Linked DNA regions of Homo sapiens: all the other regions are linked to region 2. A link is a contact called in ENCODE Hi-C or POLR2A ChIA-PET data. All regions are on one chromosome and are shown on one strand. The core of a region is the stretch at or near the end of the contact, and the rest is flanking DNA. Distances in the headings are between cores, read along the strand shown. Region 1 holds the start of SLC1A4 (solute carrier family 1 member 4). Region 2 overlaps SPRED2 (sprouty related EVH1 domain containing 2). Region 3 overlaps LINC02245 (long intergenic non-protein coding RNA 2245).

Region 1 (2,884 bases), core at 180-2,679, 370 kb before region 2:
CTTGTCCCAGAAAGAGAGGAAAGAAAGGAAAGAAAGGGAAAGAAGGAAAGAAGGAAGGAAGGGAGGGAGGGAGGGAGGGGGGGAGGAAGGAAGGAAGGAAGGAAGGAAGGAAGGAAGGAAGGAAGGAAGGAAAAAGAAAAAACAAAAGACCACCCACGGAAGTCTTTAAAGAACAATTCACAAGCAGAATAAAAAAATATAAAAATATAATAACTGTGATACAGTAAAAAGACTCAGCAGAAGTTTCCCTTGTAACTCGCGTGGCCAAAGCAGATATCAAATAAAAGATGAAATAAACAGGAAATCCATAGAACGTGAACAATAAGGAACCGTTCAGGATGGCCAAACCGCCGTCTGCGCTGTTTTCTCGCCAGGGCTCAGGCCTGGGAACGGAAGAGGTTAAAATCCAGTGGCTTGTGTTTCAGCTTTGGTTACGTGGCAGAAACCAACTGGAAGTGGTGGCGTGAGAGCTCTGTTTCTTCTAGAAGAGCTTTGCGTCTTAAACGCCCATACCGCAGACAGCTGCCTGGCGGGCGACCCAGCCCCATCCTGATGGCCCCAGGACACAAGCCCAGGAGCGCCCCGGTGCGCGCGGTTCCGCGGCCCAGGGGCGCCGGGTTTGGTGGCACAGCGAGCCCCCTTTCTCTAGCGGTATGGCTGCGTTAGAGCCCTAATGAGCGCGTGCGAAGGCTCCCCTTATTCATCCATCCTCCGGTCCGTCCTTTGTCTCAAGGCCGGGGCCTTGCTGGGCACCATGGCGTGCTTTACCGCACAAGCCCCTGAGGACCCCTGGAAGAAGGGATCTTCCGCAGGAGGGGACGCGACGGCAGGACCGCCCCGGGCCCCCTCACCGCGCCCGGCCCCCTGGCGGGAGAGGCCGGCGAGCTCTGGAGAGGAGCGCGGGCCGCGCGGGGCGAAAGCGCCACCCGGGAGAGAGGGATCCTCCCCTCTCCTCCTCTCTTCTCCCCTCCCCTCCCTCCCCTCCCACAGTCCTCAGGAGGAGGAACGCCGCTGCGTTCTAAGTTCTCCCGGGCCCTCTGGCCCCGAGGACTCAGATCCCGGCCGCGGGAGAGGGCCCGGCAGGTGCCAAGGAGCCCGGGCGGTCCTTCAGCCCGCACTTCCCCGCGGTCGCCCGGAGCCGGCCTCCGTTAGCCGGGCGGGTAGGCGGCTATTGGCGCCAGGATTGGCCGGCGCCGCCCGCGCCCCCGCGGCCTCGGGTGGAGCCTCCCGCCCGGCCGCCCCCTGCGGCACCCGCGACACGGGTGGGGACCAGAGGCTCCCGGCGGCGGCTCCCGGCGGCGGCTCCCGGGCTGTGATTGGCCAGCGCCACAGGGGGCGGGACGGCGGGCGTGAAGTGAGCGGGCTGGGGCCGCTGGCGCGCCCTCCTACTTCCCCGTCTGCGTCCGCGTTCGCGGCTCCCGTTTGCATCATCTCCAGCCGGCGGCTGCTCCAGGGAGGCTGGGCGCGATCCTCTCCGCCCGCGGCTCCAACCCGCACTCTGCGCCTCTCCTCGCCTTTCTCGCACCTGCTCCTGCGCCAGGCCCGGAGACCCCCGGGGCGGCTTCCCAGAACCTGCGGAGCACAACTGGCCGACCGACCCATTCATTGGGAACCCCGTCTTTTGCCAGAGCCCACGTCCCCTGCCACCTCTAGCTCGGAGCGGCGTGTAGCGCCATGGAGAAGAGCAACGAGACCAACGGCTACCTTGACAGCGCTCAGGCGGGGCCTGCGGCCGGGCCCGGAGCTCCGGGGACCGCGGCGGGACGCGCACGGCGTTGCGCGGGCTTCCTGCGGCGCCAAGCGCTGGTGCTGCTCACCGTGTCCGGGGTGCTGGCGGGCGCGGGCCTGGGCGCGGCGTTGCGCGGGCTCAGCCTGAGCCGCACGCAGGTCACCTACCTGGCCTTCCCCGGCGAGATGCTGCTCCGCATGCTGCGCATGATCATCCTGCCGCTGGTGGTCTGCAGCCTGGTGTCGGGCGCCGCCTCGCTCGATGCCAGCTGCCTCGGGCGTCTGGGCGGCATCGCTGTCGCCTACTTTGGCCTCACCACACTGAGTGCCTCGGCGCTCGCCGTGGCCTTGGCGTTCATCATCAAGCCAGGATCCGGTGCGCAGACCCTTCAGTCCAGCGACCTGGGGCTGGAGGACTCGGGGCCTCCTCCTGTCCCCAAAGAGACGGTGGACTCTTTCCTCGACCTGGCCAGGTAACACTCTCCACCTCTCCCAGGGCCCAGTGGGAGACGCCAGTTCTCGGATGCCCTCCAGTTCATACACCCATATGCTTATACACTCCTAAGAGTTAATTCTTAGCTGGCTGCTGGTGGCGTTTAACGTTTTAAAAATATCAAAATGACGTCTGGAGTTTTTGCGTGCTGACCACACCTTTGCAAACAGCTGGGGCGCACCGCACAATCGAAAGAGCAGGGCCGCATCTTTGAGCAAGAACCAGTCCCCACCGTTAGGTGGGCGTTTGTTAGGGAAGAGCCAGCCGCCCCGCCTGTTCTTTACTCCTTATACTCTCGCGCTGCTCTCCCCGGTAAAAATGTTCCGACCACGCCCCAGTGGCTTCGCCTCATTTTCTCCCACATGGTGCCTAAAAGCTTCTGGGAGCATTGGTTAAGTTTTGCCTCTTGGGTCATCCGGCTTGCAATCTATGGCCTTCTCTGTTACAGTCCTTGGCTGCGAAGGAAGCTGGCAATTTTCTGCAGTTATCAGTGGACCCACGGATAATAGGGCTGGGGTTAGTTGAGTGAGACATATTGCCCAGAAATATGCCTCTCCTGAGGGCTTGGGGCTTGGGACAGGTTGCTGTCCACCCCAGTAAAGACCACGGCAGAGTGCTGTGTTTCAAAGGCCTTTCTTTGTGCGAAAGTGTGAGTTCTAGAGG
Region 2 (2,924 bases), core at 346-2,845:
GACTTGTTCAAGGTCACTGACATTAGGGACAGATAAAGGACTAAGATCAGTCTCTGTGACAACCCCCGATCACACTTTTGAAAGGACCTCGTGTGGTGGCAGAAGTGCGCATATTCAAGTTAGGTGCTCTGGAGGATAAGTTATTCCTTATCTTGGTCCCTTGAAATTTACTGGATAGGCAACTGATTGTGAAAGGAATTCTAAGGAGAAATGAAGAGGTAACACTGGCAACACAGCTACATGAAAAAATCACAGAGCTAGAGGGTGATCCTACTCATCCTGCTGAAGTTTCACACCAATAGAGGTAATTCCTTTTTGGATCTGTTGTAATGAGTGCCGTAAGTCAGGACAGGTGACCTAACCTGACCTAACCTCCATTACACATCTTCTCACAACCGGGTGAGGCACCCCAAACTCTTATTACTGAGCTTCAGTTTCCTTATGTGTAAAATGAGGGGTAGAGACCACAAATGACTTTTGAGACCCTTTCAACTTTGATCCCTTTTCATGCTTTGTGTTTTAAAAAAATGGCCTTAAAGTCCTGTAGTTGTGGCAGAGGGCTTAGCAAACTTAAGCCACTAAAATACCCTACAAAAGCAGATCAGAAAACTTTCAGCAGTAAAATGCAACTGAGAGTATACTTTGAGTAGAGAAAAAACTTGAAACCACAAAGACCTGAAACCATGACAGACTAACAGATATGTTCTCTCAGTGCCAGTGTTATGACACAATTATGAAGTTTCCAGGAGTGAAACTGGTTTATCCAAGTATTTTGAAAAAGCAAGAAAATGATGAAAATTGAGTTTTAATAAGTTTAATAAGATCCTCTGGGGGAAAATAAAAGGTACAACCTGGTCATCTAGCTGGGTTTACGCATCCACAAATGTGAGATTCTCTTTAGCCACATGGAAGAAAAACCCCATGACATATTTATGGAACAAATGCAGGCCAAGAAGAGAAGAGAGATCTACCCTTTTTCTCCCAAACAGTTGATTCTATCTGCCTTATCAGTTGACTCAACATGAACTCCCCAGCCCCAATCTTTACTACATTCAGAGTGAAAAGGAGAAAATGTTAGGAAAAGGTAACAAAGCAATTATTTAGCTTAAAAATAGGGAAAGACATTTCTTATAGACCTCTGCTAAAGCAGCTCAGTGCACATCAAGTTGCAACTTAGGTTTAAGTTGCTTCAATGTGACAAATAATTTCTGGTCCAAACGTAAGTCAGTTGTTTGAAATTGGAATGTATCTTCCCTACAGAAAAAACATAAAATGGTGGGCAACTGGGTTCCCAATCCAGCCCACGAAAGCCCAATCAACGTGGAAAAATATTCCCAAATGTTTCAACTGCTTACTGACAGTCTCCTTGACAAGAAGCCTCTTTCCCCACTGCCAGAAAGGCCAGTTCCTCTCAGCTCTTGCTGGGTTTTGGCCAAGGGCTTTCCTATCTGGGGGTGGGGTGAGGGAGAAAAGGTAAGGAGGAGGAATTCTTCTTAAACTTCTGATTTAGGCTTCATTTTGGGGATCCTCAGAATGTGGCACCACTGAATCTTGAATGGCTCTAAAAGGATCCGTACTGATGTTATTTTACAAATCCCAACTTAAGTGTTACTGGGGAAATTCTTTCCTTTTAGGGTCACAATGACTGTTGGTGAGCAATTAAGTCAAGTGTCAGGCTCATAGGATATAGTCATGATGCAATGGATTCTTGACTAGTTGACTACACAGAGGGACAGGATTTGTCCTACAAGCGCAATTTCCTTCCGAGTTATAACAAGACAGAGCCATCCACTCAGTACACATATTTCCCATGTTACTTTCCTGACATAAAAGAACTAGGCAGCAAGGATAATGTAAAGGCCAACTAGCTACCAAGCTTCCTCAGTTTTAACACGTTAGTCTTAAAATATTTTTTCATTTATAAGGGAGTAGTGTAGTTTGAAGTACTTGATTCAGAAAGAACTCCAGGAAATACTAGAGCTATCTCCACCTCCCAAAGCCAACTAGCTTGTGGAGGCACTAGAAGGCATTTTTTTTCAAGACTCATGATTTTCACAGATAACTGAAACCCTGCGTGGCTAAGCTGCTGAAGTTGGGCTTTCCTGGCCATCACCAACATGTTTGCAGCAGGGAGCCCAACCAAGCTTTAAGTCATGCAGTCTGTGGTGGTTAAAGACCACTGCTGGCTGGGCGCAGTGACTCACGCTTGTAATCCCAGCACTGTGGGAGGCTGAGGCGGGTGGATCATGAGGTCAGGAGATCCAGACCATCCTGCCTAACACGGTGAAGCCCCGTCTCTACCAAAAATGCAAAAAATTGGGCCAGGTGCGGTGGCTCATGCCTGTAATCCCAGCACTTTGGGAGGCCAAGGAGGGTGGATTACCTGAGGTCAGGAGTTTAAGACCAGCCTGGCAAACATGGTGAAACTCCGTCTCTACTAAAAGTACAAAACTCAGCCTGGTGTGGTTCTGTGTGCCTGTAGTCCCAGCTACTCGGGAGCCTGGGGCAGGAGAATCGCTAGAACCCCGGAGGCGGAGGTTGCAGTGAGCCAAGGTCGCGTCACTGCACTCCAACCTGGGCGACAGAGCGAGACTCCATCTCAAAAAAAAAAAAAACAAAAAAAAACAAAAAAAAAACAAAAAAAAAAAAAACAAAGACCAAAAGACCACTGCTCAAGACAGGACAACCAAGTGGCTACTGCCAACTTCTTCCACCAGAGAGCTTTACTGACAGGTGGAAGGGCCCTCGACTTAATGTTGGTCAAAAGGAACAACTCTCTGCTCATTTCACTCACTGGTGTGCTTCAGCCACTTCTCAGGACTAACTTCACACAGTTTCATTCTCCAGGAAAGTCACAGTCACTGAAAGCATCCTGGATATGCCATCCCCTGAAAACTGCCGCACACCCAGCAGTGAGTTGCTGG
Region 3 (2,990 bases), core at 316-2,815, 440 kb before region 2:
CCGCAATTTTCAAGTTCTATATAATGTACATATATTGCCTTACAACCAGAAAAAAAATGTTTTCAAAGATCAAGTAAATCCTTCATTCCAGTGTGATACAGAACAACCTGTTCAGTTGTCTGTCTGAGTACCATCACTGCTTTGCACACCTGTACCCACTGAAGTCCATGTGGTAAGACACCAGCTACACACCAGGGAGGCCTGAACAGGGGTTGGTCTTAATTTGGTTTTGCCAGAGAACTTCGTGTTGCAAAACATCCCATAAAAAGGGATGATTCTTTTCGTGTGATGCAGGTCTTGCAAATGTAGCCAAAAATCAGTTAATTCCCTCAGGAAATTGGATAACATTTAAACCTGGTTAACTGCCTCAAACGTTGTATAAAGTAATAAATAGCATTTGACTATTACCAACAGCTACATTTTGTTTATAGAGGATTTTCTTTCTTTTATTTTTTTTTATTATTATTTTTTTTTAGAGACAAGGTCTCCTTCTGTCGCCCAAGCTGGAGTGCAGTGGTGCAATCACGGCTCATTGCAGCCTCAACCTCCCAGGCTCAAATGATCCTCCCAGCTCAGCTTTTTGGGCACCTGGAACTACAGGCACATGTCACCACACCCAGCTTGGATTTCCCAAAATTGGAAATGTACATTTTTCTTTTGAAGGTCAGTGGGCCTAGAACAAAATGTGGCATGGTAGGGAGAATGCTGTCCTTGAACCTGAAGCCTTCCCTCTGCCAGGAACAGCTCTGTGGCTCTGCAACAAGTCACTTTGCCTCTCTGGCCAGTTTCCTTATATGTAAAACAGCAGTGTTGAATATACTATCTCTAATGACTCCAAAAATTTGTTACCCTATATAGTCTTGCTTTAACCTACCATGGTATTTTGGCTCTTGAATGACAAGCCTGAGCCCCCACTCATGATGGATGTTGCACTATCCAGTATGGAGGCCACTATGTGCATGTGGCTAAATTCAAATTAATTTAAATGAACTAAAATTAAAATGTATTTCTCTGTTGCAGTAGCCATGTTTCAGGTGCTCCATAGCACCTGCAGCCAGTGGCGATGTATGACACAGCGCAGAGTTAGAGCACTTCCACCATCACAGAAAGTTCTACTGGACAGCTGCTCTAGGGCCTCACCTCTCCAAGTGTGGTCCACGAACCAGCAGCACCACATTACCTAGGAGCCCTTAGAAATGTAGACTGGGCTCAGACTGGGCACAGTGGCTCACGCCTGTAATCCCAGCACTTTGGGAGGCCAAGGCAGGCTGATCACCTGAGGTCAGGACTTCAAGACCAGCTTGGTCAACATGGTGAAACCCCGTCTTTACTAAAAATACAAAAATTAGCCAGGCGTGGTGGCAGGTGCCTGTAGTCTCAGCTACTCGGAAGGCTGAGGCAAGAGAATCGCTTGAATTCAGGAGGCGGAGGTTGCAGTGAGCTGAGACTGTGCCATTGCACTCCAGCCAGGGCAATAAGAGTGAAACTCCGTCTCAAAAAAAAAAAAGAAAAGAAAGAAAGAAAAGAAAAGAAACGTAGACTCTTGGGCCCTACCCCAGATCAGCCGAATCAGAATCTGGATTTTAACAAGATTCCCCAGTGCCTCCTGCAGGTGTGAGTTTGAGAAGCCCTGCTATAGGGAATGTTCTCTGCTGAGCAGGTGACTGGAAGGACAGAGTGGTGGTTAGATGTGTGTCCTCGGCCGGATGCAGTGGCTCATGCCTGCAATCCCAGCACTTTGGGAGGCCGAGGCTGGAGGATCACTCGAGCCCAGGAGTTAGAGACCAGCCTGGGCAACATAGGGAGACCTTGTCTTTACAAAAACATAAACAAAATTAGCCGGGCATGGTAGTGCATGCCTGTGGTCCCAGCTACTTGGGAGGCTGAGGCAGGAGGATCACTTGAGCCTGGAAGGTCAAGGATGCAGTGAGCCAAGATCGTGCCACTGCACTCCAGCCTGGGCAACAGAGTGAGACCTTGTCTCAAAAAAAAAAAAAAAAAAAAATTGTGGCCTCTGTGACCACACTCAGCGGATGTGTAGCCTGGCTACTTCTTGGCTGTGTGAACTTAGGCAAATTTCTTAACCCTTCTGGGCTCCAGTTTCCTTATTCAGAAAATAGTATCCATCTCATGGGAAACTCTGAGGCCATAACAATATAAGACAATTATCACAGTGCCTCCCTAACACACAGTAAGTGCTCTTTAAATGACAGTTTTGTTATTTTGGGGTTCTGCAAGGTTTCAGGTTTCTGACAACCCCAGGCCTTGAGATCCAATGCAGACAACAGGCCAAGAGCGGCTCTTCTCCTTTCTGCCACAGGGTGGCGCTGTGTCACAACGTCCTTTCCTCTCCCGCAGACTTGGAGCTGGCTCCCCGGCAGGAAACCAGAATTTGAGATTTCCGCTGTCTCTGTTTCCGATTACTAAGCACGACCGGGCAGCCTGGACACCGATCCAAGCATTCATCTGGCAGATAATAGGAAAACAGTCCTCAGCTTTGTATCCAGTTGGAATGCAAAAGTAAGGGTCGAACCAAGAGTTCAATAAGGGCTGTGTGAAAGTGGTCGTGGAAGCCGGAGACTCCTGATGGAGGGCTGGGGGCAGGGAAGTTTCGGATTTTCTGTATCAGCTGTGCAACGACTTGTGTTCCTTGAACCACATGTTCAAACTACAGCCCTTTGCTGGCCAAGTATATGGGTGTGTGTGTGGGCGGGGAGTCGGGGTGGGGAGCCTGTGGGAGGTGTGGGTGTGAGAAGGAGAGACAGAGAGAGGATTTTTAATGTTTTGAAACAGGGTCTTGCTCTGTTCTCAGGCTGGAGTGCAGTGGTGCAATCACAGCTCACTGCAGCCTCGACCTCCCTGGCTCAAGCAATCCTCCCGTCTCAGCCTCCTGAGTAACAGGGGCCACAGGCATGTGCCACCATGCTCGGCTAATTTTTTATTTTTGGTAGAGATGGGAGTCTCCCTATGTTGCCCAGGCTGGTCTCAAA

The links. Hi-C counts contacts between places; a loop is a spot of excess contacts on that map. ChIA-PET counts read pairs that join two places held with the same protein, here RNA polymerase II (POLR2A). Pooled maps may share reads with other maps.
Region 1: a loop to region 2 is called in a pooled map, with 2.4 times the contacts of the local background. The contact joins the promoter of SLC1A4 here to the enhancer-like site in region 2. A Hi-C loop is called at or near these places in 1 of 37 single-sample maps with no recorded cell type and 6 of 50 pooled maps. POLR2A ChIA-PET finds 5 or more read pairs at or near these places in 1 of 52 experiments (PC-9).
Region 3: a pooled map shows a loop between it and region 2 (2.9-fold over the local background). The contact joins two enhancer-like sites. A Hi-C loop is called at or near these places in 1 of 37 single-sample maps with no recorded cell type and 2 of 50 pooled maps. POLR2A ChIA-PET finds 5 or more read pairs at or near these places in 2 of 52 experiments (HEK293 and naive thymus-derived CD8-positive, alpha-beta T cell).

Annotation. Positions count from the first base shown.
Region 1 is chr2:64,987,970-64,990,853 of GRCh38, forward strand. SLC1A4 (solute carrier family 1 member 4) reads left to right here and starts at 1,430. Exons shown (of 8, transcript NM_003038.5): 1 at 1,430-2,201. The coding sequence starts at 1,675. RefSeq lists silencers at 740-1,439, 1,650-1,829 and an enhancer at 1,432-2,016.
Region 2 is chr2:65,357,464-65,360,387 of GRCh38, forward strand. All of the region lies in intron 1 of SPRED2 (sprouty related EVH1 domain containing 2), which reads right to left. Among named protein-coding and RNA genes, the nearest start is that of SPRED2, 74 kb to the right of the region's middle. RefSeq lists enhancers at 63-564, 597-746. Within about 2 kb of position 1,596, at least 6 of the 41 ENCODE cell types and tissues checked have a DNase peak (open chromatin) inside an H3K27ac peak, as active enhancers do.
Region 3 is chr2:64,915,493-64,918,482 of GRCh38, forward strand. All of the region lies in intron 1 of LINC02245 (long intergenic non-protein coding RNA 2245), which reads right to left. Among named protein-coding and RNA genes, the nearest start is that of LINC02245, 15 kb to the right of the region's middle. RefSeq lists enhancers at 1-79, 993-1,182, 1,553-1,602, 2,613-2,692. Within about 2 kb of position 1,566, at least 25 of the 41 ENCODE cell types and tissues checked have a DNase peak (open chromatin) inside an H3K27ac peak, as active enhancers do.